2 separate regions of the Mus musculus genome follow, and region 2 is linked to region 1. Evidence: chromatin loops called from intact Hi-C (ENCODE). Cell type or tissue: left cerebral cortex. All regions are shown on one strand. Links, peaks and the distances in the headings refer to the core of each region. The heading gives the core; the rest is flanking DNA. Region 1 has its middle 88 kb from the start of Gm39602. Region 2 overlaps Aftph (aftiphilin).

Region 1 (15,646 bases), core at 3,558-11,557:
TGTCAGGTACATGCATATGCATGTGTGCGCATGTGCATACATGTATGTCTGCAGGAGCACAAGCACACACGGGTGTACATGTGTGAGCAATCATAAGGAAGTGCAAGTGTGTCTGTGTGCACTCATGCGTACATGGGTCTATGTGAACATATGTGCACATGCGCACATGAATGTCCCGGGAGCATGTTTGGGCAGGTATGGGGAGTGGGTGTGGCAGTAGTCCCAAGATGGCGCCCGGGACTGCAGCCAAGTCTTATGACTTGCACCTGACTTCCTCATGCACCCGAAAATAAGCCACGTCCATTGTGAGAGCTGCGCAGGCGCTCCATGACACAAGATCAGGCCATTTGACCAATGAACTGAGATTACACGGACTGGGCTGATGGGGCGTGGTTGAGGGGTTATATAAGGGATTGCGATTGGGGGCTAGGGAGATTCCTGCTTGCATGTTGAAAGGTTCCTGAATAAACTGCTTTGATGTGGGGAGCCGCCCTCACATTTGCCGTTACAAGATGGCGCTGACATCCTGTGTTCTAAGTGGTAAACAAATAATCTGCGCATGTGCTAAGGGTAAGTTCTCCACTCCATGTGCTCTGCCTTTCTCGTGATGACAACTGGGCCGATGGGCTGCAGCCAATCAGGGAGTGACACGTCCTAGGCGGAGGATAATTCTCCTTAAAAGGGACGGGGTTCTGGCACTCCCTCTCTTCGCCTCTTCGTTTCTTTGCTTCTTCGTCTCTTCTTCTCTTCGTTTCTTCCTCTCTTCGTCTCTTCATCTCTTCATCTCTTCGTCTCTTCCTCTGCTCTCTGCCCCTCTCTCTGCGTCTCTCTCTCTCTTCCTCTCTGCCTCTCTCTGCCGCGCTCTTCCTCTCTTGCTCCTGAGTAAGCAATAAAGCTTTTGCCGCAGAAGATTCTGGTTTGTTGCGTCTTTCCTGGCCGGTCGCGAACGCGCGTAAGACTTTGAGAAGAACGCTGTGTCATCGCTCTTTTCTGCTGCTCGGAGACAGAAGCGACAGGCAGGCAAAAGTCCTCATGTACCTGTGTGCATATATGTGGGAGTGTGCACATATCCTCATGCTATGTGGAATGTACGTGCTTGTGACTCCATGTGCATGTGTCTGTATGCAAGTGTGAGTGTGAATGTGAGTGCATGTCTGTGACCTGTGTACCAGTTTGCCCATGCCTTGTGTGCATGTTTGTGCATGCTCATGTGTGTGTATGTGAGCATGTGTGTGAACACGTGTGTGTACATGTGTGTGCTTGTCTGTATGTGCTAAAGCTGAGGCCATCAGAGGGCAGAAAGGTGAGCAGTGGTTAGTTTGGTAGAAAGTGTCATCTTTAAGCTTCAAGAACTAGGGAAAGGACTTGGCCATTGTTTGTTCATGCAGGGCAACAGGAGAGGTTTCTAGAGGCCCATGGGTGGTTGCAATCTTTAAAAGCTTTATTTATTTATATAGGTGTGTGTGTATGTCAAAGACAGTTGTGAATTTGGGTCCTCTGGAAGAGCAGCAAGCGCTTTTTTTTTTTTTTAAGATTTATTTATTTGTTATATCTAAGTACACTGTAGCTGTCTTCAGACACACCGGACAAGGCTGTCAGACCTCATCACAGATGGTTGTGAGCTGCCATGTAGTTGCTGGGACTTGTACTCGGGACCTTTGGAAAAGAAGTCAGTGCTCTTAACCGCTGAGCCACCTCTTCAGTACCAAGAGAAAATGCTTTTTTTTTTTTTTCTCTTCCTGGGCAAAGAATCTTTGGCTTTCACTATCTTCTCAGAAGAGTCTGTGACGTAAGAATGAACCACTGGTGTAGCAGAATCTTGCAACAGGGACGTTTGGCCATGTGTTGCCCCTCTTTGGCTTACAAGAGTGTGCAGAAAAGGCGGTGTGTGGAGGGCACTGTCTTGCCTGGGCTTGCTGCCTTTGACATTGCAGGTCTATGCTGCTGCTAAGAGGAGGTGGCTGGGGAAGAGATTCAAGGAGATGGGGTGGGGGTGGGGGTGGGGATGGCAGGTGACTGAAAGAGTGTGCACATCTGACAATCTGCCTATATCCCAGGTGCCAGATGTTTGCACCAGCTGCCCAGGGTACAGCCTGTAATCCAGGAACTTTGTAGCAGAGTGGGTGGTCCTTGTGGACATTAAGTGGGAACACTGGCAAGCAAAGGCAGTCCTCCAGTTTCCCAGGTGTCTCTGCTCTCACCTGCAAAGGATAAAAGTGACCCAGTCTGAAGGGCCCTGTGGCTGGCCAGATAACAGGCTTGCAACCAGAGGCACCGTTATTGGCAGCTTTTTCTCCCATCTGGAGCTGTAGGTGGTCTCTGTGGCCCCTACCAGAAGTATCCAAATAGATCCAGACCCAGAGTACGGGCTGGAAATGTGTGTGCAGGCTACCTGGCTGTTTCTTTGAGCATCCTGGGTTTAGTGTAATGGATGTTGTCTGAGGCTGAACTTGCCTGAACAAGGTTCCTCGTGGGACTTTCTTCTTTCAGAGTCAAGTCCATGTTTCCTTTGACAGAATCACAGTGCTCTTTCTGCCTAAGGACAGTTCATCCTATACCACACGATTCATCCTTGCAAGCGGATGGCAGCTCCTCCTATCCCTGCTAAAGGAGGAGTCATATCGTGGGCTCAGCCCCTGAGCAGCTTCATGCATATTACATTTAGGCTTCTGCACTGTGTGCACGATCCATACTGGAGGGATATTTATTTCCAGACCCGCCACATGCTCCCTGAGGCAGCCCCCACACAGATTTTAATTGCTAAACCGACTTATTCTGACTCAGTGTCTGTTTAGTAAAATGTCTGGAGATACAAAAGGGGGGGAGATAGGGGAGCTGGGCCAGATGCTGTCTGTGACTAACAGGACATCCACCAGAGGGGGCTGAGCAGCTCACTGGCATGTCATAGGTGGGTGGGCTTCTCAGAGCTCTTAGCTGTGCTCCATTGTGCTAAAACTGTAGTTGTGAATAAGCAATTGCATTAGAGCCTCTCGGCTGAGCTGACTCACTGCTGGTGACTGTTTCTGAGGAATGCCTCCAGGTCACAGGCTGCTCCAGCTTGTGGAGGCCAGGAAGCCAGCAGAGATCTCCTGAGTGTGCTCTTGACCTGGGCTCTGGCCCCTTGTTCCTCACCCCCTTTGTGGTGCCAGCCAGGGGTCTCTGAGAAAAGCGGGAGGTGGGGACTACACACCGGTTTCAGGGTGAGACTTGGGTTTGGTAGTGCTTAAAATCTTCAAAATCTTCCCCCTTTCCTTATTTATCTTTCTTTTCCTTCCTTCTTTTTTGAGGGGAACAGAGGGACACACACATGCACGCACACACACACACAAACACACACACACACACACACACACACACACACACACACACACACACACGGGGGTGTGGAGGTTGGTTCACCATGTAGCCTAGGTTATATAATCCTCCTGCCTTAGCTTTCTGGGATTACAGCTATGCAACTTCCTGGCCCAAGCCTTCAACATTCTCATTTATGGTTTTTGAGTCATCCTCCAAGGGCGGCCTGGGCACCCGTGCAGGCCTCTGTGCCTCCGGCATGAGGGAACCACCAGCTCGCTGAGCTGAGGCCCAAGTGCTCAGCTGCTTGTTGTAGCACGGATCACGTAAAATGTCACTGTCCTCCTCCCTGACGGTGCTGTCTTGAGTCTTTGTGACACAGCATTCCTGCTAAAGGATTGCTTCTAAGAGCTCCAGTAACAATTGAGGGAGTGTGGAGGTAAATAGATGGGATCTTTTGTCATTAATAATTGAATTTGAATTCACTCATATTTTGAAAGAACAGGGAAGCAGGCCCACAGGTTTTAGTAGTGAAACCTTTTGAGAAAGAGATCAGGGGAATCACAGAGTGCAGGGTCTGAGGCCATGGGAGGAGGCCGGGGCTACCGAGGCTACTGGACACTGTTAACACCACAATCCAGCTACTGCCAGCTGGGGCGACATTGCCACCATTTCTCCTCCATACAGACTTGTTAATGGATGCAGACACATTTGCCATAGCTCACGGGGCTTCACTGTTATTTAATGGGTCGAATCTGGGATGCTAGTTACAGATCCCATAATGCAGCCATCAGAGAAGAACCATCAAGCCCTAACACTGACAGGGCCACTTTGGTCATCCGGGCTACAAAGCATAGCAGTCATGCACCCACCCGTGTCCTCTCCCTTCTGTGGCCTGCCTTTGACATCACCTGAGTGACTTCCCCCAGCCCTGTTGAGAGCATTGTGTGTGCCAGGCACAGTGTCTTGATGTCCAGGTACAGCTGAGGCCAGTCAGGGAATGTGTCTGAAGACAGCCATTCTGTCTAGGGAACTTGGTCTCTATGCACTGGGTGGGAGTCTCCCAAGGCAGTATTTGATGGTAACCTTTGTCCTCAACAAATGCCAGCATCCACTGGGGACACTTTCCTCTGGGGTCCCATGCCATGTCCTGTGCTGGCAAGATCTGTGGTCTGAATGCTGTTCCAAAGGTGTGCTGGTTTCTCTCCCGTGAACCTCCCACTTGAGGAGAGTCTGGTCCTGATTCAGGAAGGATGCCAAACTCAGACTGAGAGAGCCCAGGGCTGTGTCCCTTCTCTTCAAAGACTGTTTATGACTGACTTGAAGATTTCTGCAGAGCAATCCCCTACCTCCAGTCCCAGGAGTCCCTCCCTGCTCAGAGGTTCTGTGGGGGAGCTGAGGGCTCTTTGACCAAGGTACTTTGGAGAAGAGAGACTCCCAGGTCTCACAGAGCAATCCTTCTAACTGCGATGGCTGTTCTTGGAAGTCATCTTGATTTCATCTGGAATTAACCAAAGCCCAAGTGGTTGAGTACACTTGAGAGGGATTTGGTTTGTTGTTGTTTTTCAAGACAGGGTTTCTCTGTGTAGCCCTGGCTATTCTGGAATTCACTCTGTAGACCAGGCTGGCTTGAACTCATAGATCTACCCACCTAGGCCTCCTGAGTGCTGGGATTAAGGCATGAGCTACCACTGCCTGGCAAGATTTTTTTTTTTAAATAAAAATAATTGAAGTAGGAAGACCCACCTTTGATCCAGATCTTTGAGGTGGAACTTTAATCTGGGTGACACCTTCTGGGGACAGTCTATGTAAAGGGCACGGGAGAAGGGACTTTTGCTCTTTGCTGACTTGTGTTTGTTCTCTCTGGCAAGTCCAATTCCTTCACTAGCATTAGAGAGAGAGCCCACTTCAGGATTCTGAAGACCAGACATCCAGCCTTGTGGCTGAACAACTACAGGATTCATGGACCTTCTGTTGTTAGATAGCCATTGTTGGGCGAGCTGGACCACAGCCTGTGAGCCATTCTAATAAATTTCTACTTATATACATCCATTCCATATCTTCTGTTCCTCTAGGGAACCCCGACTAATAAACTCAGTACTCTTTATTGTGCACTAGGCAATAGAGATTATAGACCAAGAAACATCAGCTCACAGGAGGAACTCCAGCTGAGGAGAGAAAGAGAAGCCAAGAGTGATAAAGTTTAACTAAGGCATGTGTCTACAAGGCTGTCTATGCCTACCCCAGGCCACCCTAGGCTGTCTAGGGATGTGTCTTCAAGTCTGTTCACTGAAATGGGATTCAGGGCTTCCATTGCTGATGGAGCTATAGCCTAAGAGTCTCTTTCGGGCCACACATTTCCTGGCTGTGAATGGAAAGTGTTCAAGTGATTGAAAGGTGGTCTGTGGCCTGGGGAACAAGCCCGGGATTAAGTAAGTCATGTGTGTTCTATTATTTTATAAATATTACTGTAATTAAAATACAGGCATTGAGGGGCTAGAGCTATGACTCACCAGTTATGAGTTCTCCTAGTGCTCACTGCTCTTGCAAAAGAATGGGTTCCGTTCTCAGCAGGCACATGAGATAGTTCACAAGTGCTTAAATTCCAGCTCTGAGGAAGTCTAATACAGCATCACCTGCCCTTCTTGCAAGTGCATGTGCACACACACACACACTCATGTGCACATACACACTCATGAGCACATAGACACACAGAGATGTGCACACACATACTCACGTGCACACACACACACACACACACACACACACACACACACACACAATTAAAGACAGGGTAAAGCTGCAAGGGCGGATTATCCTACACCTCCCTCCCTAAGCTTCGGCCAATATTGAATCGGCCCCCAGCCTGCTCCAGTCCCTGTGGTTCCTGCCTCTGTTCCTCCACTCACAGATGGACACATGGCCACGCCGTCTTCAAGGCCTAACACTGAGTGTCCTGCAGCCGCCAAGCGAGTCCCCCTGCGGTCAACATAATTCCTTAGTGGAAAGGCCTGTGGGGGCTTCCAGTCCCTTCTGCTGTTCAGCATGTGTCCCAGGTAGGGTCAAGAATGGTGGCATGGGTTGAGTGAAGGGGCTTAGTGGGGACTTGTCAGTTGGTGACACAGGTTGTTGGATTCTGTTCCCAGAATCCTTGAGATTGGACTCCAGCAAGTTGTCCTCTGACCTCCACAGAAGAGCTTGGCACATATGTGCGCATGCACACCCCTACACAGAAATTTAAAATATATACTAAAAAGAACTATTTTCATCAGGCATGTTGCCACATGCCTAGAATACAGGGCTTGGGAGGTAGAAGCTGGAGTTCAAGGTCATCTTTGGTTACGTAGCCAGTTCAAAGCCAGCGTGGGCTACATGAGATCTTATTTTGAACAACAGAAAAGTCAGCTAGCCATAGCAACAACAGCAAAACTCCCAAACAAACAAAGCCTTATAAAAAGGAGAATTGTAATTTCTATATTCTAGTATTTCATAGCTTAAACTGTTTCATCTACATGCCAATCATCTAATAATTCTCCTACAGAATTAATCTGTTACTTTTCTTATACTCTTTATAATAAAAGAAATCAATAAACACACTTATACAGGTTGGCCTTGTATTGCGTGTTTGTTATTCCAGGGCTTAGAGGGTAGGGGCAGGAGGATCAGGGGTTCCAGGCTTTGATACGTAATGAGTTCGAGGTCATCCTGAGCTAGGTGAGACTGTCTCAAAAGCTAAAATCAAGGGCTGGAGAAATGGCTCAGTGGTTAAAGACCCGAGTTCAAATTCTAGCACCCACATGACAGCTTATAAGTGTCTGTAACTCCAAGATCTGACACCCTCAGACAGACATACATGGAGGGAAAACACCAACACACATAAAATAAAGATAAATAAAAAAATTTAAAAAGAGGAAAAAAAAAATTAAATCAAGCATTACCACCACTACCAACCCCTCCCCCAACCCCCACAACAGAAAACCAAGACGGCAAAGATCTGAAAGTCTTTTCATGTTTGCCAAATTTCTATTGTGTTAAAACAAGTTGCCAAAGATTCCAGGGTTCTCCAGAATTTCTGTTCACCAGAGTTCCGAAAATACTGGATTATTAGTTTGAGCTCAGCTACTTCGCCTGTTTGGTAGCCAGCGCTATAAGCAGAGGCACAAACAGGCGCGCTGGCTCCCTCTCGTGGACAGCATGGAGAAGACACGAGAAGAAAAGGGTGTAGAATCCCAAAGCAGTGTTTCACTGAAATAGACCCAAGCGATGTGGTCTGTAAACCAGCGTCTGAGGAAGTGTTGCATTTTGCTGGATAAGGTAAAAAGGACGGTCCACTGGAGGGGGGTTGTAAGACTTATAAACGGAATGTGCAGGTAGTGAACCAACAAGCGTCAGCCACTTGTTCAGCTCAACCGCAGTAAATGTTCCTGTGAGGGGAAATTCCCAAAACCAAACCCCATAGGGATCTTTCTCCTCCCTCTGTCGTCTCACAATTGGGAGACGCAAAGGGGATGCCAGAGTTCCCTCCGACCAGGGATCCCCAGTATAGCTTGGTCCCACCTTAGCATCATGGGGCTGCCTGGGCAGGAGCATGGGACCCCATGTCTCTAGCTCATTTCCTGTCAGGTGTTCTACTTAAGCCATCCAGCAGCCCTAGAGGGCTTCCAGGCCTCTCTGCCAAATCGAAGAGACTGTGTGCTCAGGGAGATTGGTTGAGGTCTCAGGCTTTTTCTCTCAAAAGGCCCGTGGGGGCGTGAGGTGGGGGAGGTGTTCTTGCTCACCTGTCTGACATTCTCTTTTGTGGTCTCTAGGTTGTTTTTGTCTTAGTTTTCTTTCAATACTTGGCCTCTTGTAGTCCAGGGTAGTCTCAACCTAGGTAGGCAGTAGAAGATGCCCCTCCCTCCTTCCTGCCTGCCTGCTGGGGTTACAGGTTCCTGCTCTTTTGTTTAGATGGTAAAGAGGCAGAAATATTTCTAAGTACTAGGACAGCTCATGATAGTGGCACTCACGAGTACCCAAGATCCATCTGCCTCCCGACTTAGTGTGGAGGTCACTTACTCCAGAAAGACCCCCGTTGAGTCCCCCAGGCACCATGAGGCAATTCTGTCATGATTCTGTGGGAGAGGAGGCATTCTAGAGGAAGTGATAATGTGAACAAGCTGAGCTCTCTGGTTAGCTGCCGGCAGCTGCCTGTGAGGATGATCTGTCCTCTCAGCTCCCTGCTGAGACAGGGCCCTGCCTCCCTGCTTTGGGTGTGTCAGCCCAGAATGCCTTCCAGGGGCTGTAGGGGCCTTCCCCAGCTTCTCCCTGCCTAAATGCCACTGCGGTGCTGTGCCTGCAAGCCTCCAGCTGAGGAACGAGCTCCTTTGGGGTGGGTGGATGCCAGGGCTGGATCATGTGCAGGCAGGCAGAGAGGCGCATGGATGCAGGAGAGAAGGAGGTGGCTGATAATGGGCAGTGGGCAGGGGAATGGGGAATGAGGAGGTGTGGGAGAGGCCTGATGACCCGCAGTCAGGTTTAGCCAGGTGGAGGAAGAGGGCCTGCTGGGGAAGGACTTTGAAGGAGTAGATACCTGGAGGTCAACTCTGCAGCCTAGCCTGCGGCCACTTGGAGTCACTTCTTACCACTTCATTGGCTGACCAGAGCTCCAGGCCTCCAGGCAGCAGCTGTGTCGTGGGTCCCCTGCTTGACCCTAGGGTTTCAGGGAAAGCTTCCCATAATGAAATTCTGGGCTGAGTTTCAAGAATGAGAAAGGATGTTCCAGGGAAATAGAGCACCCTACTTAGATGTGGGCAGGAAGGACCCTGCCTGTGTGCTAGGCTGCGGAGGGCATGCCACGCCTCTGGGATGTGAAGTCTGCAGAACTGTGAGTGGGCACATTCCAGCCCAGCTACCCGTCGGGGAGCCCTGGAAGCTTGAGGGTTGGTGCTTGGAGTGAGGAAGGACAATAGTCGCAAATGTCACGTGGTCATCGAAGAGGCCCAGAGTGTCCAGAGCCCTGCAGTTCCTAACATTACAAGGGACATCCTGTGCCAGCAATTTCAGTGGATAGTGAGGCAGGCCCCCAGGGGTCAGTGGAGACAGGAGGTCAGAAGGAGGAAGCAGAGAGCAAAGACAACCAAGACGAGATCAACTCTCAACAATGGGCTAACAGGATTAAAACAAAACAAAACAAAACAAAACAAAACAAAACAAAACAAAACAAAACAAAACAAAACAAAACACCAGAAACAAAACAAACAAAACCTCAGTGGAGAAGGAGGACCAGAGGCAGAGGGGGCTGTGTCAGCTCTCTGATGTATTTAATGGAATTATGAAGTGTATGTGTTTAAAGAAAGCAAATGATGTAGTAAGTGATGTTCAGATGAAAACCAAACTTTAGAGCAAAGTGGGAAGTCAGGAAGAGGGCCAATGGTGGTCACAGCCAGCCAAGGCCCACTACTCTAGGGTCAGAGAGGATGTGGAGTGACAAGGCAGGCAGGCTCCCTGTCCATTTCCTGGTGGGACTAGAGGTAAGGGCAGAGAGCGAGGATGATGGAGGTAAGGAAGGAGAGAGGTCAGTGGGCAAGAGGGTCCACCAGCTCATGATGCCAGTGGCGGAGAAGTTCACTAGGTGGTACAGGTCTGGGCGAGGCCAGAAATGTGCGGTGCGGGGTGTGGTAGAAAGCCCTGGTGAGAGGGAACTGTGAGCCCAAGGCTTCATGTTCTCCATATATGGGAGTCAGGAGACGCCGGTCAATATGAAGTTCAAAAGGAACTTTGGCCACGGCGCTGTCAGGGGTGTCAAAGACAGTGCCGAGGAAGGAAGATTGATGTCCTAGGAGCAGCAACTGGGAACAGGAAGCAGTCGCTGCTATTTCCTGCCCTGGGCCCCAGGAGTGTGGGAGAGTGAGGAGCCTTCCCCTTGGGAAACAGGGTGGGTATGGGAAGGAGATTGTCTTCATGGGAACAAGGTCTTAAGAATGTTCTGGGTGGGGAAGGATGGAGAAAGTGGGATGAGTGTGGCTTGGCGTCCGGGTAGGGGCGGCTCGGCGTAGTGCGTGGGGGTGGGGGAGTGCGTGGGAGTGGGGGAGCCGCTGGGGATGGGCGAGTAGTGGGGGTAGGGATCTGCTGGGGATGGGAGAGCTACTGGGGGTGGGGGAGCAGTTGAGGGGCGGGGGAGCGGCTGTGGGGGGTGCATAAACGAGGAGATGGGCGAGAGATAAAGTGTTGGAACCTGGCTGGCGGACTGGCCTGCATGTTCCTGCCTTCACGGGCTTGAGTTTTGTTGAGAATCTGACTAAAGTCCCAGCCAAGTGTAGGCAGGGTGTGAAGAGATAATTGGTTGGGCATGGCCAGGTATCATAGCGACAAACCCAAGCCTGTGGGCCATTATGGCTTCTTACTGGGAATACTTAAGTCCCTTCCAGACGAGATTCTGGCTTGCTCTTGAACGCCCTGTCCTAGAGAAGCCTTTGCTAACAAGCTGTGAGTGAATCTGGAATGGCGGCGGTCAGAGAGCCAGGAGTTTCACAGGCCGAATACAACAATGACCTCTATTGGATGCCGTGTGGATGCGTTCATGTGTGTTTGCACGTGTGTGATGTGCTTGTGACATGTATGTGGAGGCTAGTGCTCGTCCTCAAGCGACGTTTGCCTCATTTTTGCTGCGGACTTGTTTCCACTAGGCCTGGAACTCGGGATTGCAGGTTCAGGAAGCTTCGCCACGCAGGCGCTGGTGACTGAACGCCGACCCACTTTACGTTTTCCTCAAATATTTGATGGAAGTCTCACAAATAAACCTATTAATCCTCCCCACAGTGGAAACCCTGACTTCTGGTGCTGTCCTTACAGTCTAGTGCTACTTTATTGGCTGTCATCTACTGGCTCATTTGGGGGCCTTGACTTGGTTTATCAGACAGGAGGCTGGTGTGCCAATGCTCTGGTGGAAACCCTGGGAATTAAGCCCAGGCTGCCTTTCAGGCGCTGGCTTCTTCCCTTGCTAGCAGGCCAGATGGACACTTGCCCTCAGGGGGGTGTTCTTCGGTTCTACCAAAGCCAGGTGCCTTTGGTGCTGGTCTGGACACGTTACTGCAGACATGGTGTGCAACAGAGACTTTTTTTAGCCCTGGTTTCTAACTTGAACAGAATCCCTGGAGGTTTGTGGCTCAGCCCCAGCAAACCCTTTGTGCCTCAGAGTGGGGTGGAAAGGAAGGCATAGGAATTGTAGATAGGCGTCCTTCCTTAAGGGTAGGCCGTGGCCCTGCAGGTAGGGTCTTGCTGATGCTCATGCTGGTCAGGACTCAGCAAGTCCTTCTTGCTTCATTTTCAACAAAAATGTCGACCAAGATGTGGCGCGGAGCCATGAGAGGCCTGGAGATAGCGCCGGCTCTGGTGCGGTGGAAGGCAGGACAGCTGACTTTCACAGAGCGGGGCCTCTGGGGTTAGTGGCCAGGGACTACGAGGAGCCCTAGGCTTCCAAGCATTAACTCTGGAGGATTCTTCTCAGGTGGTGGCCAGAGGGTAGGAATGTGTGTCACACTGGCCAGCCAGCACTGCAATGTCCCAGGCAGCCAGAATCCCGTCAGACACTCCGGAGGCTAAGGAGGACGATGGTGAACTCAAGGCTTGTGTGGGCTACATCCTGAGAGCCTGGTCAGCAGAGGGCAGGAGGGGAGAGGAAGGGCAGGGGAGAGGGGAGGGGAGGAGGAGGAGAGAGAAAGAGAGCAAGAGTGATAGGCAGGCAGACAGACAGACACACACACACCCCAGTACAGTGCAGCTTGCCCCTTTCTCTCAACCCTAAGCTTCCTTCTTTTGAAGCCCTGGTCAGGAATTGGAGCCAACCAACCAAATGAATGCCTTGTGTGAGCAACTTCGAAGATGTGGAATTAAAACTGAGTATCAGGTCTGGCTTTGGGGGAGGGGTGTGAGCCACACAGCGATGCACTTGCTGGCTGCACATGTCCTTTCGTGAGGCTCCTCCTGGCTTGCCTTCCTTAAGTCCTTGCTTGTGTTCCCCCAGGAAAGACTGTGCTGAGAGCTGGTGCCTGAGAGCTGTTTGGAGCCAGGGCTGGCTCCGGTGGAGAGGTGGAGCAGTTGTAACCCAATGCCACAGGCTTCCCTATCACAAGAGGTCAGGACAGGGATGCTCAGCAGACCTGTGAGGATGAGGCCATCTTCAGGGCAAGGACTGTCCTCAGCCAACTCCATCACACCTTCATCATGAGCCTCAAGCTCCGGATTGTCAGAAAACAAGCGTGTGTCACATGGGCTAAGCACAGTGGTCCTGTTTTATATTGTTATGGCACCTCCAGAAAATTCTGTTTTGTGTTACTTGCTTCCTTTAGGTCTAAGAGAATTCGAAGAATATTTTAAAAACAAATGTTAATTTATTAATTTTAAAAACCATACTTACTTGTGTGTAGGTGTGTGTGTGCATGCATGCATGTGCGTGGGGCACCTGTATGCTGTATAGTACACATGTGGAAGTCAGGTCTTCAGGCTTGTTGGCAATTTCCTTTACCAGCAGAGCTAGCTATCCCACGGGTCCTGTGTGTGTGCATGCATGGGCATGTGTATGCTTGTGTGTGTGCATGCATGCTCGAGTATGTGCACATGATGTGTATGCATGTGTGTGGATGTGCAAGTATGCACAGGCAAGTGTGTGCACATTTGTATACCTGCATGCATTGCATGTGAGTGTGCACTCAAGTGTACGCATGCTTGTATAGGAGTGTGTGTTCATGCGTGTGTGTGCTCACACAAGCCTGCATGTACATGAATGTGTGCATGTGTGTGCTCCTCCATCTGTGTGTGCATTGCATAAATATGCATGCATGTATGTGTGCCCTTGTGAACGTGTACATGTGTGTATACATGCATGTGCATATACATCATTGTGCTTGCTTGTGCATGTGTATGCCTGTGAGTGAGCACACATGCATATATGTGCTTATGTGCATGTATATGCTCTTGCCTGTGTGCCTGCATGTACGTGCATGTGCACAAGTGTGCTCCTGAGTGTGTTTGTGCTCATGTGTGCACACGTTTGTGTGTTCCTGTATGCACACGTATGCCCATGTGTGTGCGTGTCATGGTGCATGTGTGGAGGGCGGTTCTCCCCTCCCACCTCTGTGTGGCTCTGGGAACTGAGCTGAGGTCGCACTGCTTTACTTGCTGAACCATCTGCCTGCTGCAACGCATCTTTAAAAAAGCGCGTTTTTCCCTCGATCCTAAATCTAGAAGAGTTATGAAGTTTTTTTAAAGATTTATTTATTTATTATATGCAAGTACACTGTAGCTGTCTTCAGACTCACCAGAAGAGGGCGTCAGATCTCACCACAGATGGTTGTGAGCCACCATGTGGTTGCTGGGATTTGAACTCAGGACCTTTGGAAGAGCAGTCAGTGCTCTTAACCTCTGAGCCATCTCTCCAGCCCGAGTTATGAAGTTTTTATTGAAAATTTTTATATAATGTATTTTATGTTTTCCCCTCCCCAATTCCTCCTAGATCTTTCCTAGCTCATTGTCTTAGTTAGGGTTTATAGTGCTGTGATGAAACTCTGTGACCAATAAACATTTGCGGAGGAAAAGGTTTATTCAGCTTACACTTCCTCATTGCTGTTCATCACCAAAGGAAGCCAGGACTGGAACTCAAGCAGGGCAGGAGCCCAGAGGCAGGAGTTGATGCAGAGGTCAGGGAGGGGTGCTGCTTACTGGCTTGCTTCCTCTGGCTTGCTCAGCCTGCTTTCTTATAGAACCCAAGACCACCAGCCCAGGGATGGCCCCACCCACAATGGGTAGACCCTCCCCTCTTGATCACTAATTAAGAAAATGCCTTACAGCTGGATCTCTTGGAGGCGTTTTCTTAGTTGAGATTGCTTCCTTTCAGTTAACTCTAGTTTGTGTGTCAAATTGACATAAGACTAGTCAGTATATTTTCTTATTATGAAATTTTATGTTCTTTTCTCTCCTCCTGTCTCTTTAGAATACACGAACAAAACAACAAACCCTAAGAAACACAATTCACCCTCAAACCTACAAAAACAGAAATCAAAATAAACAAGCAAAAGGCCAATAAAGGAAAAACAAAAGCAAAACAAGACAAAAAGTGTGCAAAATTACTATAGAAGTTGTTCGGTGTTGGCCAGCTATTCCTGGGCATTGAGCCTGCACTGAAGTGTGATTAATATACACAGTGACACTCCACTGGAGCAAACCACACATACCAGCACTGATACACACATGAACTCATAGAAACTGTGGCAGCATGCAGGAGACATGGACAGACGGGGTCCTAGCACTGAGAGGGGGGGGAGTAGACGTGGGCTTCCACCCCTAACCAAGAATTAAGAGAATTTATCTGACTACTTGAAAGCCATTTCTTTTCAAAACTTTGGCAACAGCGACACCTAGTGGCCATTCTTTTGTATACACTTTCAGTTCTCCACAAGTAGGTCTCCTACATCAGTGTTGTTTGAAAAGAACAAAACTTTTTTTTTCTTTTTTGGTATTTAATTTTCACCCCAGACAAATGTCAGACTCCCTAGGTGTAGGAGTTAGACACAGTCATAAAACCAAAACCAAGAACCTTTCTGCATTATTCCAAGACGCAACCTGGTTGAGAATCACAGCACACAGCATAGCAAAGCTGGTTTTGTTTTGCAGATCTGTGACCATATTGGGCTGGAGAGATGGTCCTGCAGGTTTACCATTTGTTTGTAATATTTCTTTGTTTTTGTTGAGGCAAGGTCTGGCTGCCTAGTGTTGGGGTTACATGCGCAGGACATCCTGCCCAGTGGGGGCTGGCGTTTGTGCCAGGGGTCTGGTGTACCCAGACCAGAGTGGTTCCCAGGAGCCTGGCACAGTGCGCAGGACATCCTGCCCAGTGGGGGCTGGCGTTTGTGCCAGGGGTCTGGTATACCCAGACCAGAGTGGTTCCCAGGAGCCTGGCACAGTGTGAGGCAGTTTGTGTTCATATTTGCTTCTGTGAACCTGAATGAGAGAATGGATCTCCCTTCTCTCACACGGCTTAATTATGAATATGACTTTCACCCAACGGATACAACTGTTACCTTGTGGAGTTCAGACTGGGTCAGGCTCAGTTGAAGGTGACTTGGTCTGTCACATGACATGCTAGTTTATTTGAGGGGGCTTGGCTGTTTCTGCGCTTTTCTGGGGACAGTATAGCAGGACCCTGAGAGTGTGGTTCAGTGATCAGCGTGCCTCTGAGCCCTTTCCCTGTTTCCTTCACTTGTGCTAGAAGTTCTCTATCACAAGACTTCAAAAATCAATCAAGTGTCCAGTTGACACTTCCTAGTTTTGACATGTTTTCTTTTAAAATACTCATTGGCAAGCTGACCCGGATGGCATG
Region 2 (15,646 bases), core at 4,214-12,213, 850 kb before region 1:
CAGATGTTTACAGCAGAGCTCCAGCCCTAGCAGTGTGAGCAATTCTTAGTTGTATGGGGAAGACAGGCGGGCGGCACACAGTATGATTCCAAAAGGCTTTCTCAGTGTGTATTGGTCTGTAGGATTTATTTCTTTTTAAGTAAAAGTTAACAAAATTGTCTTGGCTCTTGACAGTACATCAAAGGTAGAGTGGAATGAAGAGCTAGCGGATAAAAAAGGGTTAAAGCGGTAGTTGCAGTGGATATACTGATGAAGCCTGTAATTTCAGCACTCAAAGCTGAGGCAGGAGGAGCACTTGAGACCAGCCTAGGCCAGAAAGCAAAGCTCTGTCTCTGAGAGCGAAGAAACCATAGTTGGGTTAGGGGAGGAGATTTGACGTGGAATACTTCTCTCTTTTTTCTATTTCTAAAATCGTGTTTATTTTTTGTCAGGGGTGATGGGTTCTGTGCTTGAGCACTGATGCACAGGGGAAAGTCAGAAAACAACCTGTGGGAGTCTGTGCTCTCTTCCACCATGTGGGTCCTAGGGAGCACACTCAAGCTGTCAGGCTTGTTGGAGGCAAGCCTCTGTGCGGCTAAGCCCTCTGAGGGCCCTCCCTCACACTCTTGTCTCAGAGCCTTTGAGTGTGTGAGGGAGCGTGATACAGTCTTCTCATTTATTCTCCTGTTTATTGCTGGTAGGTATTTGACATGCTCTGTTTCTGCCTGGAGCCTTAGACAACCTGGTACCCAACTCTGGAGTGCCTACCAACTGATATCAAACTTTGTACAAACCAAATTGGCATACCACACTATGGCCCAGAATTCCTGAACTTAAGCAATCCTCCTGCCTCAACCTTCCCAGTAGCCACCAGGACTACAGGCTTGTGCCACTGTTCCTGGCTGTGCTGGGGTATTGTTCCCAGGGCCCTGTAGAAGGAAAGCTAACCCAGTAAATCAAAACTCTAGAAGTTGATAATTGAACAGTCAGATTTATATATCAATAAATTCTCAATTGACAAGATGCCCACACAATAATTTCAGAGCCAATTGATAATGATACAAACTGCCCCCCTAGATTAGACAAGTTACCCCAGTTAGTCTTTCCTTCCGTGCATGGTATTCATAGCTGCTGTGGCTATGGAAAGACACGCAGCATCTGAATCATCTTCTTCTTCCTCCATCTTCTTTCCTCTCCCTCCTCTCCCTCCTCTCTCTCCCCGAAACTTTTCAACTCCAGCTTCCCTTCCACTGCCCAGTCACCAGCCATAGCCTTTATTTTACAAGTTAAGGTGGGGAGAAGTTCACAGGAGTCACCTGTGTGCGAGGTTCACTGCTGATTCACTCCTGATCTGCAGTCCCTCCTGGGAAAGCGGAATTAGCATCAAAGTACAAGCAACGCCCGAGCTATGCCAGGCCAGCACTGCACCATGGACCTACATCACCAGCACTTGCTTTGCTGTTAGAGAAATCCAAGTTCTTAGTGTGAAATCCTTCCATCTTCTTGCCCAACTGACCTAACATGGAAAAAGGTTATTTTCTAATTTAAATTAGTGTGTGGCCGGCTGGTTAGTAGCTACAGAGAGGCCACTAAGTGACATTTATATAAGCTAAAGAACTAGTGGCTAACAGACATACTTTGGGGCTTTCAGTTTTGGATTTTATTGATTTAATTAACAAAATGAAACCTGTCCTTCTCACTGTTGTAAATCCACTAGTTTTTAGTAGATTCACAAAGTTGTGCAACTCTCATCATTAAATTACCCCAGAAAATGTTTATTATCATAAAAATCCCCTGTACACGTTTGCCTATTGCAGTTGTAGGTGTGGGTGTGGGTTTTCTGTCCTGAGTTAAGGTCTCAGGCTGGGGTTTTAGCACAGCAGTAGCATTTGCCTAGCATGCACAGACCCTGGGATTGAACTCTGGTACAACATGGCAAAGTGGGCCCAGGGAAGGGAGTTGGGGGTCAGAGGGGCCCTGGGAGGATCATACTCAGGCTCATCTCAATCTCAGCGCTCCTCACTCTCCTAGGTTCATTGCAGATGTGCACACTACTCAGGGGCTTCATGGCTGTGTGTCTGGTTGAGACAGGATCTCCTGTTGCCTCCTGGCTTTGAACACCTGATCATCTTGCCATTCACCTCCAGAGCTCTGGGACATAATGTTTTGTATTCCTACCAGTAACATGAGCTTTCCAGTTTCTCCACATTCTCTCCTCCAAATAGGTTGTAGCTATTCCCGTGGGTGAGAAGTTGTATCTCAGCATTGTAATTTGTATTTCCCTAGTAGCAAAATTGTTGAGCTCTTCTGATGAGCTTATTAGAGTCCATGCTGCTGCCTTCAGGAGTCCACACCTTTGTCAGGATTTGCTGCTCTGTTGTCTTTTCACTTTTCACACCCTGTGTTGACATTCAAACGCCTTTAGTTTTGATGAAACCCAATTTGTTGTTGTTGTTGTTACTCGTGCTTTGGTTGAAGAAATGATTGTCTAATTCAGAATTAGGAAGATCTTACACCTCAGAGTTTATAGTTTATACTCTTACCTGTGGGTTTTTAATGCATTTTGGGTTTGTCTTGGGTTCTTATTGGCTGCTTGGTTCGATTTTTGAAACTAGGTTTCTTTGCGTAGCCCTGAGTGTCTTAGAATTCACTCTGTAAACCAGTATCCTTGAACTCAGAAACCTGCCTGCCTGCCTCTGCCTCCCAAGTGCTGAGATTAAAGACATGTGCTACCTCCTCCCCACTTCTAAATACATTTTAGATGAATTTTAATATAGTGAAAGGTGGGAGAAGTCTACATTCCGCTTCCCCTCCTCTGCCCTACCTAGGGCTAGCCAGTTGTCCTGATGGTTTTTTGAAAAGTTTCTTCCCCTTTTTAAAAGGTCTTGTCATGTTTCTTTTCGTGTGTGTGTGTGTGTGTGTGTATGTGTGCATGCGTGTGCGTGCGTGTGCGCGCACACATGCGCATGAACTGATCATAGGCCACTCTTTCTGGACTTTCATTTGTATGCAGTCCATTAACAAAAAAGGATAAATCTTGGCGAGAAAGCAATAGAGAGCGATACAATTGTTCTCAAATTCTCAAGCATCTGCTTTATGTATTTTAATAAGGATATCTGACATAAATAACTACAAATGCATGCACAAACTTACAGTTGTGTAAACTTTTATACTCAGTTTCATATTGCCTCTGAAAGCCACTGGTGGAACCTAGAGCAATCTGCACAGTTGTCTGGTAGTTAAGAACGTTCCTTGCCTTTCTCTCCTGGACCTGCCTGCACTTCACAGATGGGGAAATCCACGCACACAGGGCTTGTTCTCTCTGGGGCTTTCAGCAAGTAATGTTCACCATGTTATTTAGTCCCCCCGTTTTCTATAAATTGGAAATTATATCTAAAGGCCTGTGAATACAGGGGTAACATTTCAGCTGGAGTACATCAGAGGTCTCACAGCACATCAGAAGACTCTGACACCTGCTGACAGCAGGCTCCATGACAGCATGGCTGTAGACTGACCGTTTCACCCCCTAAGCCTTGTTGGTGATGCTAAGATTGACACTAGAATGCAGGACGCTTGTTTGACTTTGAAGTGATGCAGTTATCTACTAGTTCCTCAAGCATCCACTGATTTATTACCATTAAGTGTAATCTAAAATGTAAATTTTAAGTTTTTTAAAATATAGGATTATTATTGTGTTTTTCTAAGAAACTGAGTTGAATATTGATTCTTCTGCTGGTACAATTACCATAAAAGAAATAATTTGGCTTTCTTTTCAAGGTATCTTTGGTCTGAAATTAACTGTGTGACTATAATGATACTTTGAGCATCTTGAACAACCTGGATGGGCTTGGATGGTGTGGATGGCTTTGTGTACTGTTCAGTCGCGCTTGATGCTCATTGGGCATTTTCTCCAGCCTGCCCACTAGTTCACCAAGAGTTTTTGTGCATGATGTAATATGCTTCAAACTGCTTGTTAAAGTGAGGGGAGATACGGTTAAATAGACATTATCAACAAGGCTAGAGGCCTTTAAGGTTTACACAAACCCCTCTCCCCCCACTGCCACCCCCAGGTTCCTGCCTGTACCCAGTTCTCATGCTGCTGCCCGTATCCCAGTTTAGCTGAAGGCTTTCTCTCCTGGAATTCCCCGTTAGGTTAAGAAAGCCTGAGGTTAAATGACTTACCATGCTTCACCACACCTTTCAAGTTAGGTAATATTGGTAGTTTTTGCAGTAGGCAGGGGAAATCCAGGTGGCAGACTGTTACCAAGACTTTAGCGCAGCTCTCCTTGTGCTTGGTAACATTATTGCTGGGTAGGTGGTTCCAGCCTGAAGTACATGTGCATGTGGACAGTTGTGTCTGCGGCTTGATCTCAGGACCAGCAACAGCTATTCTCCGCAGCTAGGAGAGGAGAAGCTGGTCAGACGCCCAGGACCACAGACCTTGACAACGAATTCTTTTCCATTTGCTCTACAGCACAGTCCCCTTAACATGCTTGTCTTTTCTCATTGGCTGATAGGAAACCAAAAAGAGAGGAGCACCTGAGTGAGGAAGCCATGAAGGTGATCGCCAGCCTTCCAGACCTGACCTTCATGCATGCCAAGGTGTTGATGTTCCCAGCCACTCTGACACCTTCCATGAGCTCCCAAGAACAAGCAGACGCGTAGCTGCTTGCATCCATCGGACAGTTTTAAATACACCTTCCTTGATTCCACCCCTTCCCTACCATCAAAAGCATATCTGCTGTAATTTAGAAATAAAATCATTCAAGTCAGATGATTTGTTGGTAAGCCACACTAGAAAGGTATACATAGTAATGTATATTTATTTACATACCGAAGTCCTAAATTTATATTAGAAAAAATGTAAATAATTGGGGATGAACATTTTTGAAGATTTATTCTTTTGTGTTGCTGGGGTGTATACATTTATGTCTTTGTGAAATACACTGGTGGTGTCCTTCTTAAAAACTTTTGAAATAAAAAAAGAAAATGAAAACCTCAAATCTTTCCTGTCTGAAACCCCTTCAGTCTTTCCCCGTGCCTGACAGCTCTTGACTTACCTGTCCTATGGTCTGTTACTTTTACTATCACAAAAAGCTGCAAAATTCTTGTTTGCTTTTCAGTTGTGTGTGATGGGTGTGTTTAAGACCTGGCTTTCGTTCACTTTCCTGGGCTTTGTTTTCAGTCTTCATCAGGCGTTCTGCTGTGTGACCTTCTCTGAGGTCACGCCATCGATGCTTGCTGGTTGTGGAGTGTGGATCACTGTCAGGACATGATTGGGGGCTTGAAAGAGAATGTACCTGTTTTAACTGGTGTGATTTGGAGAAGGACCAAATTATATGAATGTCTTAAAATTGAGTTTGTAGAGATCTTCCTGTTCTGTCATACCACTATTTTTTGAGGATTTTGCACAGTGTAAAATGACATAATCATAGATTGCTATGGTTTAGGTTGTATATACAGTTGGAAAAAAAAAACTATGGATTTTAAATGTTTGGGGAAATTCCTATGGAAAAAAGAGAGAGATGTAGAAGAGCCTCTAACAAGGTTGATGTGCATGCCCAAGGGTTTTGAGATTTGAGTGTGTAAATTTCCTTTTAGCTTATACAAGAATAAAATAATTTAAAAGAAATTTAGCCTTTTGTCTTTGTATCTAGTATCTCAGGGAAAATATAATACATTTGAATGTGAGGTTTTATTCATAATTAATAAATTTTGTTTCAAATGAAGTAATTTGGTAGGACTTCGACCTGGTTAAAGTCAGGGAGAATTAGAACCTGCTCTCCAAGAACTGAATCGTGAGGCTGGAGAGATGGTCCATAGCCCAAGAGCACTTGTTCTTACAGAGGACCCAGGTTCTCCTCCCAACCATGTAACTAACTTCAGTGTTACACAGACATACACGCAAGCAAAGCATTCACAACATAAGATGAAATAAATGCGTCTAAGAAGCTCCAGGCCAGCTAGCCTGGTTTACACAGTGACAACAAAACTGTCACAAACAAGGGTCGCCTGTGGTGACACGCACCTCTCCCAAACACACACCAAACGAGATTAGTGCTTTAAGATACAACATGAGACCGTAAAGAAATCCCCCTGGACTGGAGAGATGACTCAGCAGGTGAGAGCACAGATGGTTCATCCAGAGATCCCCAGCAACCACCAGTGGCTTACAACCATCTGTACTGGGGTCCAGTGTGGTCTTCTGGTGTGCATGAAGTCAGCATACTCATAAATAGTTTTAAATCCCCACGATTCATTAGAACGTATCTTTAGACTGTTGAAAAAGTTAGGAATTTATAGGAGTACCTCCTCCAAGAAAATGTTTGCACAAAATTCCTAAAACTCATTTGTGAGGTAGGTGGAGAGATGGCACAAAGGTTAAGAACACGTGTTGCACTTGAAGAGAAACAGGATTTGGTTTCCAGCAGCCACATGGTGGCTTACAAACATCTGAATCTCCAGTTCCAAGGGATCTAGCACCCTGTTCTGGCCTCTACCAGCACCAAGCACACATGAGTTGCTTATGCATATATGCAGGCAAAATAACCACACATGAAAATGTGTGAGTCTAAGACAAAAGTAATTTTAGAATATTGCCATTTTAGACATTTGCCAGAAAAAAAGTTACATGATATTTGCTAGAAATCAAGCTGTCAGCCAGTGGCCCCCTACGATACCCACTAGAATGTACTAGTGGAAGTCTTGACATCATTGATGGCTTCTTAGTTGCCAGGGAAGTATGGCCTAGAGTGACAGATGCTTCAAGTCTATATTTCAGGCATATAATAAACTGGGCTGCTGTACGGCACTGTCCCCCACCCCAGCCAGCCACCATGTCCACAAGTTCATCTGTGCCTACTTAAAACTGATCACAGCTGCACTTGCTGACTATGGACATCTCTCACAGAATGGAGACTGGGGAGTTATGGGACCCTCAACTGAGTACCCAGCCAGTTGTATGCAACTTGGTCCTAACTGCACATTGCCTTTCAGTCTCAAGAAGGGCCTACAGTGTGTAGTCTGAGGAAGATAGGCAAATTGGGCTCCATCTATACAGCCATGGGGAAGACATCATCCATACTGGGTGAAGTCATTCCAGTGTGGCTGGATCATTTATCCTCCTATGACTAGCCCCTCCCCCATGCCCTATAAATGTGCCTAATAAACTCAGTGTTTGGGAGGCAGGGGAGAGAACTGTGGTGGAATCAAACTCTGCTTTGCCTTGGGACCTTAATAGGAGGGAGGTATATGTTACATGGACTCCCCACCCAAGATGAAAATTGTCCTAACAGGAATGTGATGGCCATTTTAATTGTCAGCTTGGCTATATCTAGATTCTTGGAGCTTCCATTCATAAGCAGCCATTGTTGGATTAGCTCGATTGAAGTCTGTTGTCGTTCTAGTAAATCCCCTTTATATAGAGATTCATTCTCTTACGTTCTTCGATTCTAGAACCCTGACTAATACAAGTGGCTATAGAATCAAAAATTACGGGGGTATAGTTCAGCAGTCAAGCATATGTTTCACATACATAATGTCCTGAATTTGACCGGAAACATGTATGCTTGTAAGCCCCATACACAAAGGAAAGGAAAACTGAGGTAGAAGCTACTTTAGAGTCTTTTTTTTTTTTAGGGCTAAAAGATAAGCTGCTCAATGCTCCCCTAAACCTCTCCCAGGAACCCCCAGAGGCATCAGAGCTGGGACACATATGCAGCCAAGGGTTGTCTTACAGTAGCAACCTAGGCTAATATTGGAGCTGAATGACTACAGAAAATTCTGTTCAATAAAGGGGTTCTGTTGCTACAAAATATTAAACCAAGAATGAGTAGATTCTCATGGCTGAAGAAATGGAAGCATAAATAAGGAAATGTTTGGACTATATAGAGAGATTCAAAGGATAAAATGGCATCCATTCAGGCTTGGGGCGGCGGGGGGGGGAGGGGGAATCCACATCACCTGTGGCACACAGTAAACACTTGGCCAATAATGTTCATCATTTATCTGGGTCAGTATTCTGTCAGTAAGGATGAGGATGATGATGACAGGAGAAGAGAACGGATAACTGTCTCCTTAACAGTTCAGTGTCCTCCTCCCCTCCGGGGAGCTAAAGCCACCTTTAGCATGTGTGATAGATTTCAGTTGCCTTGAAACTCCAAATGACATATGAACTGTGCCCATAGCTCCTCACATCCCTCAATGGGACCCCAAGGTTCTCTCCCATCACTATCTCTGAGGGTCAGTAACATGGATCACCAAAGACCAAAAGGGCCAAGGCATGAGAGGGAGGACACCTCCTGCCTCCAGCCCCCATCCACCCCAGAATGGGGTTGCTGGTTACTCTAGTCTTTAACGTGAGTCTATCTCCTCCCTAGGTCCCTCAAGGGAAAGGATTCCTCCAAAAGATCAGACATGGCGTGTATGCCTCCAATTCCAGCACTCAAAAGGCAGAGGGAAGAAGATTTCAAATTTGAGACCAACCTGGACCACACAGTAAAATCCTGATTCAAAATATCAAATGAGAGAAGGAGTCCAGCCCCAGGGTTCTCGGGGGAGCCCTTTCCTGGCCCCTCCTTGGGCTACCGGTCTCTTCTGCCACTGGCCAACTTCACTGGAGGTCCAGGACTCCAGCTTTAAGCCCAATGCACCATGTCTGAATCGTCACATGCCCCATACATACTGCCCTTGCTTGGCCCCCTCTCAACTAGTGTTGTCCGTGTTCAATCTTGTCCAGTCCCCTGCCTCACCTTCAGCTTGTGGATGTAGAATCCTGTTGATTCCACTTCTTACACAACCACTTCCTCTCTCCAGGCCCACTTATCTAATGTGACCACCATTCAACCTCCTAATCTCATCTCCCCACTATGCTGGTAGAATGTTCTTTTCCTTTAGCAAGTCCTTCCTGAAGCTCCCTGAACGAAAGTCTTAGCCTTACCAGGTTGCCCATACCTGGGTTCTGCCTCTTGTCTACACGATAGCCTCTTCGTGAGCTACCAATGTCCCAACAGCTGGCTGAAACCAGTCCCTTACCCAGGAAAACGTCTCCTCATTCATTTGCCACCATCAGCAACTCTGGAAACCTCTCTGCCACCCACACTGGACAGAGCTGCCTCTTCAGCATCCCAGGGTTCTTTGCAAACCCTCTGAACACATAACACTTAAAATAAAACTAGTCACAATAAAGACTGTCGTGGTTTGAAACTGAAATAGACCATACCACACCCCAACTCATATTTGAGAAGTGCAGTGCTAACTTGGCAGGTCTGGGACCTCTGGGAAGTGTGAGAAGTAGGGCAGTAGGTCACTGAGAATGGGCCTTCAGACATTGTATCCTGGTCTCTCCCTCTCTGCTTCCTGAGCCACCGTGATTTCAATGGCCTTTAGCACACACTCCCACAGCCACAAGTACCACATCTTTCCTACATACTGAGCTTAATCCTCTGGAACCTTGAACCAAAACAATGTTTCTTCTCTTAGGTTGTTTCTGTCCAGTACTGTCACAGGGACCCCAAACCAACTAGTGCAAGAGTTCTAACCAGTGCTAGCCCCTGTCCTTGGGATGACACCAAAACTGGAACTATTCTATGACTCCCCCCTAAGGCCACCGAGCCAGAAAGGACAGTATGCTCTCCCAGATCCAGACAACCGCAGAGCCTGGCAGTCACACTGTCGGAGGAATAAGTAAGGCCACCAGCCACCTCACTTCCTGATCGACCTGTGCTGTTCTCTCTGGGCCTTTGCTCCTTGAGGACAGACAGGGTTCTGTCTGGCTCAAGTCAGTCCCCTGGACTCCACATGACACTGAACACACAGGCAGTCAGTGAAGCAGCAGTAATCTTTCTAGAAACTGTATTTTCTCTGCCTGCAAATAGTGTAGCCCTGATCTCAAGCTCTGTCTAATTCAGTCACCGACTTGATTCTCCAGGCTCTAAGACAACCCAGCTATGCCCAGCCGTTGGGCGTCAGTGCTGGTTGTTTTGGGGTTTGTATGAACAGTAGGAAAACTCTGGGTGGGGTTGGAGATCACAGCCCTTACTGACATACTGTCTCAGAGCCCACACCATCAGTTCTGCTTATAAACGCACACAGCTCCCATTGGTGTGGTGTGGTGCAGACCTAGAATAGCAGCGCTCAGGGTATGGGGGAGAAGTTGTCCTGAGACAGGAAGATCTCAAATGCTATTGGCTAGCCTGGGTTACACAGTGAGATCCTGTCCCAAGACAGTAAAACAAACATCAAGAACCCTGGATATGTTGGCTAGTTTTGTATCTACTTGACACAAACTTGTCAGCTGGGAAGAGAGAACCTCACTGGAGAAAATGCTGCTAGGCCTAGACTGGCCTATGGGCAAGCTTGTGGGGCAGTTTCTTGATTGATGATTGTTGTAAGAGGGCCCAGCCCACTGTGGGCAGTACCATCCCCTGGGCTGGTGGTCCTGGGTTCTATAAGAAGGCAGGCTGAACAAGCCATGATAAGCAAACCAGTAAGCAGCATTCTTCCATGGCCTCTGCATCAACTCCTGCCTCTAGGATCCTGTCCTGATTTCCCCAACCCCACCCCACTGATAGACTGCAAGGTAGAACTATAAGTAAAATAAACACTTTCCCCACCAAGTTGCTTTTGTTCATGGTATTTTATGACAGCAAGAGAAACCCTAGGACACCAGCTCTGTACCAGTTCTCCAGACCTGGGTACCATCCATTTAGACCTGGGTACCATCTGTTTAGACCTAGGCACCATCCGTTTAGACCTGGGTACCATCCGTTTAGACCTGGGTACCATCCGTTTAGACCTGGGTACCATCCGTTTAGACTGGTCCTCAGAGGGTGCCCTGAGGGCTACTCATGGGAAATCAGTTAGGACCCTTCTTAGTCCCTGACCAGGCCAAGCATGGCTCACAGCTATACAGTTCTTGGATCCCCAAAGCTTGGGATTCTTGAAGGTGGGCACTGGTAGACATGATAACAGAGCCATTAAACTCTAGATGACACAGATGGGTTCCCAAGGCTGACAACACAGACTGCAGAAACCCACTGGCTCCCAGCACCTTAAAGTTACTTTCCCACTCCTCTGTTACTCCAAGTGGGACTTCCTTCTGCATTTGTGCTGGCAATACAAACAAGCAGGGTGAGGGTTGACCCTGACTTTGCCATTCTGAAACTGGGGCTTCCCATCCTGACCCTAGAGTGGCTCCCCTGCCGCCAGGAGGGAGCTGCCCCATCCAGCAGCCCTTACTTGCTGTCTGTTTTTATTCTGGCTCACAGATGAGCCCAAGCCTTTCCCCACCCTCCAGCTCGTCACCCATCTATGCCCCTCTATGTATGACATCACCTTACTGAGTCCCCAGTCCTAACGGACATTGGTTAGAGCAAGGAAGACAGTGTCTTCCTTCAGTGTTGGTGGTGTAGATTTTAGAAAAAGAATGCCCCTGACTCAACTCACACTGAAATCCAGACACTTCTTTCCTGCCCCAGGTTGTGTTGTTTTGTTTTGTGGCTAAAGATTGACATCTGTGAGGCAGACAGGACTACACTGGTCCTGTGTCACAGACACCTGTTGAAAGGATACATTATACATTCAGGGTAGAAAATCTGGACACAGCCCACCAGGAACAGCTGGTATTTCAGCTTCAACCAACGGGAAAACAGGAAAAGAGTTGGCAGCCCAACACTGTTGGGGCCGAGACAGAAAAGGTAGCCTGCAAGGCTGCAGGTGCTGGCAGAGAACTGTAGTAAACCTACCTGCCCTCTACTGAAAGCGAGTATCTGCCACCATGGTACCATCTCCACAGGGCTGACTTCTTCCCAAGCGCTTCTATAAACGGTCATGTTAGCCAATCTACCAGTGTTGGATGATGAAAGAAAGAACATGAGCTATTGTTTTATAATAATCCAACATGTGGCAGGGAGGAAACTCAGAGCAGGCCTGGCTGCAACCCATCCCCACATCAGAGGCAACTGGCAGACCCTGCTACCTCAGGCTTCCCTAGGTTCTGGCCCACAAGCAGGCACCTGACCCAAGACAGAAAGGATCCTGAGCCTTCGGTAATGTGAGCATGGCCTGGATGCTGCTTCTAGAAGAGAGAGGGAAGGAGCCACATCAGAAGCCTGCCATAAACCATTGAGACCACAGACCAGTCATCAAAATGGAGCACAAAGAAAAATCACCCAAATGGCTTTCCTAGGAGGGCTCATGAGCAAGACCTCACTATCTTATGTGAAGTACCTTACAAACACACATTGGTTGTTCACAGTTCCAGAGGTGAGAATTCCAAGAGAAGTTTCCAGTGGACTCCATGTCTGGCAAAATCCACCCCTCCCTTGTAGATACTGTCTTCGTGCTGGCTCCTCACAAGCCGAAAGGCAGCAAGGGCTCCCAGGCCTCTTTCAATAGGACCCTAATCCTATCTTGATGACTCTGCCCTAACAATGTTATCCACTCCCTGAAGCCTCAGCTGCTAACAGGAGCGTGGTTTAGGTTTCTCTATGAATCTGGAAGGACATGAGCATTGGGGCCACAGAGCTCATGTCACACACGTAACATGACATTCGGAAATGCTGAGAGCTCCAGGAATGTTAGGTGTCACTGTAGAGGACACTGTTTCCATTGAGTTGACTTGACAGAAGCAAATCTGGAGGCACCAGCATGCCAGCTGCTTGTGACCAGGATGGCCTGAAGGCTCAACATATCTGGAATCCAGAGGGACTATTAAGAACACTCCTCGGCACTTCCAAACTTAATGGGCCTTGACAACAACCCAGCATTCTTAACTGTCTGATGGTGACCAATGCCTGGTAAACTTAAAGGTGGAAGAGTGTGCTCAGCCATAGACCATCCTTGGAAATGAATCCCAACAAGGCCTCCATATGTGTACTCATTCACATGTTATCAGACACCTACTATGTGTGGCAGAGCACATTCCCTATCCAAAGAGGGCATACTTCAGGGTTTGCCAAAATCTGCTGCCTGGCCAGCCCAAGAAGGCTGCCCTTCTCCTCCTGAGAGCTACATCTCAAACCTTCATTTACTTACGTGGCTGAGCTTTTCAGAATAAATTATGGTCATCATCAATCACAAACCTAACTTAGCTCCATCTCTTCCCTGATCGCACACTGTCCTTACACCTAAGAGAGGCAACAGTTCCTTCATTCCAACTGAAGTCCAATCTCCCAAGCTTGAATAGAAAGGCATCTTTTAGCAGACCTGTTATGTCTTCTGGAGGATTGTACATCCCATTTGGTTCTGTGTTTGTTTGAATCTGACCTGGTCTCCATTCCTACTCACGATCTCTTTAAGACACCAGCCAGTTGTTCTGTGGGCTAGCCCACATCTAGGATTTATCTGATTGTCTCCTTCTGGTGTCATATAGCTTGTCCTTTGGCTCCCTGTATCTCCTCTGACAGTGTTCAGCCACCTTGTCATCCAGAGACCTCTGCAGCAGGAACTGATTCTGAGGGCCATCACTCCTGCTGGACTGACTGGAAAAGCAGAGCTGGCAGCCTTCTGGAAAGCCTTCTGGTCCTGCCTCGGCCTCTCCATCCCTCCATACAGCTCTGACCCTCACCTCTTTGGACAGCCTCCCCCTGCACACTATCTAAGATGGTGCCTCCATCCTCTGGACCCCAGCTTACTGTCTCTCTCCTTTGGCTCACACTACAGTCCATGTGTCTCTATCATTTTCTTCTCTGTTCTCCTGCCAACACTATAGACATCATCAGGACAGGACCCCTGTTGCCCTGGTCACTGCCACACCCCAGTGCCTAGAACGTGCCCCACACAGGAGGAACCTGAGGAACTCGGGTGAAGGAATGGATGGTGCCTGCAGCCCCTACTCCAATGGCAAGCACACAGCTGACCCCCAGCAAACATACTGTTTGAAATCAGCCCTGACCATCTTCCCAGGAACACAGGGCAAAATTCTGAAACTATACTTAACAGACATGGGATTGGCTTAGGTTGAGAAAGAGTCACTCTGTAGCTCAGGTTGGCCTTGAACTTGCCATCACCCTCCTGCTTCACTCTTCTGTGTGCTGGGATTACTCACATGACTTAAAACTATACCTCATGTTAAGCTGGGGATACCCATAGGTTAACAATGAAGCTCCTGCCTGTGGATCCTGCCCCCTAGTCTGCCTTATCTGCCTCAGTGAGAGAAGATATGCCCACTCCTGCAGTGATCTGATGTGCCAAGGTGGGCTGATACCCGGTAGGGTGCCCCCTTTTCAAGGAGAAGGGGAGGGGAGAGGTTGTATAGGAGGAGACTGAGAAGAGAGGGGGAGGCTGCAGTCCGAATGTGAAGTGAATAAATAAATAAATAACAATAAAGTTCTCAGTATGCTGTCTGGTGCCCCAAGCACCCCGCCCTCTTCTCCCTCGTCCTCATTCCGGTGAGCCCCGACCTCTCAGCCACAGACAGCCTGTAATCCAGCTCAGAAAGAAGGTGCCTGTGAGCTGTGTGTGGAAGGGTCCTTTTGTCTGGATTTTTAAAGTTGCATTGGTGTCCCTTTCCTTTTCTTCTTTACCCTCAAATGCTGAACAGGTGTTGCGGTGCCCAGCACCTCACCAGGGACCATGACTCAGGGTAGACCCTGAGCCAGGGGACCGGCGAGGACAGACCATGTATGTGCTATCACATACTGGCAAAGGAAGGAGAAAGGCTAGCTTCTCTTTTGATGTGTGACATGTAATAGCAAAATTGGGGCTTCTCGTCATGGCTGAGTTTAGGGCGCAACCTCCTGAAACCATTGGCAATGTTTCCAGGACCTTTTTAGAGACAGGGTCTGAGGCCTCCATCCACTTCCTGACAGAGTTTGTGACAGATTTTTCCTTCTCCCCAAAAGATGATTTCAAAAGAAAAAAGGAAAAACAAACAAACAAACACCCGGACCAACAAAATCTGTGTCAGATTCCTGCTCTGGGCCACTTCACAAGCTCAGATACACGGGAGAGGGCGTGGGAGGAGGCGGGGCAGGGTCTGCTTTATTTATAAGCATGAGAATCTGAGGTGGAACAGCCAGCACATAAAAGCTGGGCATGCTGGCCACATCTATAACCTGTGTCGGGTGCGGCGATGGGTCGACCCCTGGAGCTCACTGGACAGCCAGCCTAGCTCTCCTGCCTAGTACCATGTTGGCTGGACACAAGCTAGAGTCATCTGGGAAGAAGAAACTTCAACTGAGAAACTGATCCCACCAGACTGGCTGGTGGGCAAGCCTATGGTACATTTTCTTGATTCATGATTGATGTGGGAGGGCCCAGACTACTGTGTGTGGTGATACCGCATAGGTAGGAAGAGCTGGTGATAAAAGAAGGCAGGCTGGGCAAGCATGAGGGGCAAGCCAGTAAACAGCACCCCCCACCATGCCCTCTGCATCAGCTCCTGCCTCCGGGTTCCTGCTTTGAATTCATGTCTGACTTCCCTAGATGATGTATTACAAACAGTAAGAGAAAATGAACTCTTTCCTCCCCCAGTTGCTTTGGTCATGGTGTTTCATCACAGCGATAGAAACCCTAAGATATTATATAGCCCAGACACTGAGTTCTAGGTTCTGCAAGGGACCTTGTCTCTAAGGTAGAGAAACAGATGGGGAAGATATTTGACAACCACTTTGGCCCTCCACATGTGCACACACAGATGAGCACATGTGCATGTAGCATGCACACA

Evidence for each region. Peaks named below come from ENCODE experiments on the same cell type or tissue, not always from the same donor. Only the 100,000 strongest peaks of a DNase experiment are listed, where the experiment ranks them.
Region 2: a loop joins it to region 1, with 5 times the contacts of the local background. A loop is called at or near these places in 3 of 42 quality-filtered maps.

Annotation. Positions count from the first base shown.
Region 1 is chr11:19,822,666-19,838,311 of GRCm38, reverse strand. No RefSeq gene overlaps it. Among named protein-coding and RNA genes, the nearest start is that of Gm39602, 88 kb to the right of the region's middle. In left cerebral cortex, for the core only: a CTCF peak has its summit at 7,497 (motif pointing left); DNase peaks (open chromatin) are centred at 7,489, 8,579 and 10,642; H3K27ac peaks cover 1,238 bases.
Region 2 is chr11:20,675,049-20,690,694 of GRCm38, reverse strand. It overlaps Aftph (aftiphilin), which reads left to right. Exons shown (of 10, transcript NM_001290545.1): 10 at 4,497-5,611. The coding sequence ends at 4,644. Among named protein-coding and RNA genes, the nearest start is that of Sertad2, 51 kb to the right of the region's middle. In left cerebral cortex, for the core only: no CTCF peak of the experiment used is centred there; a DNase peak (open chromatin) is centred at 9,091.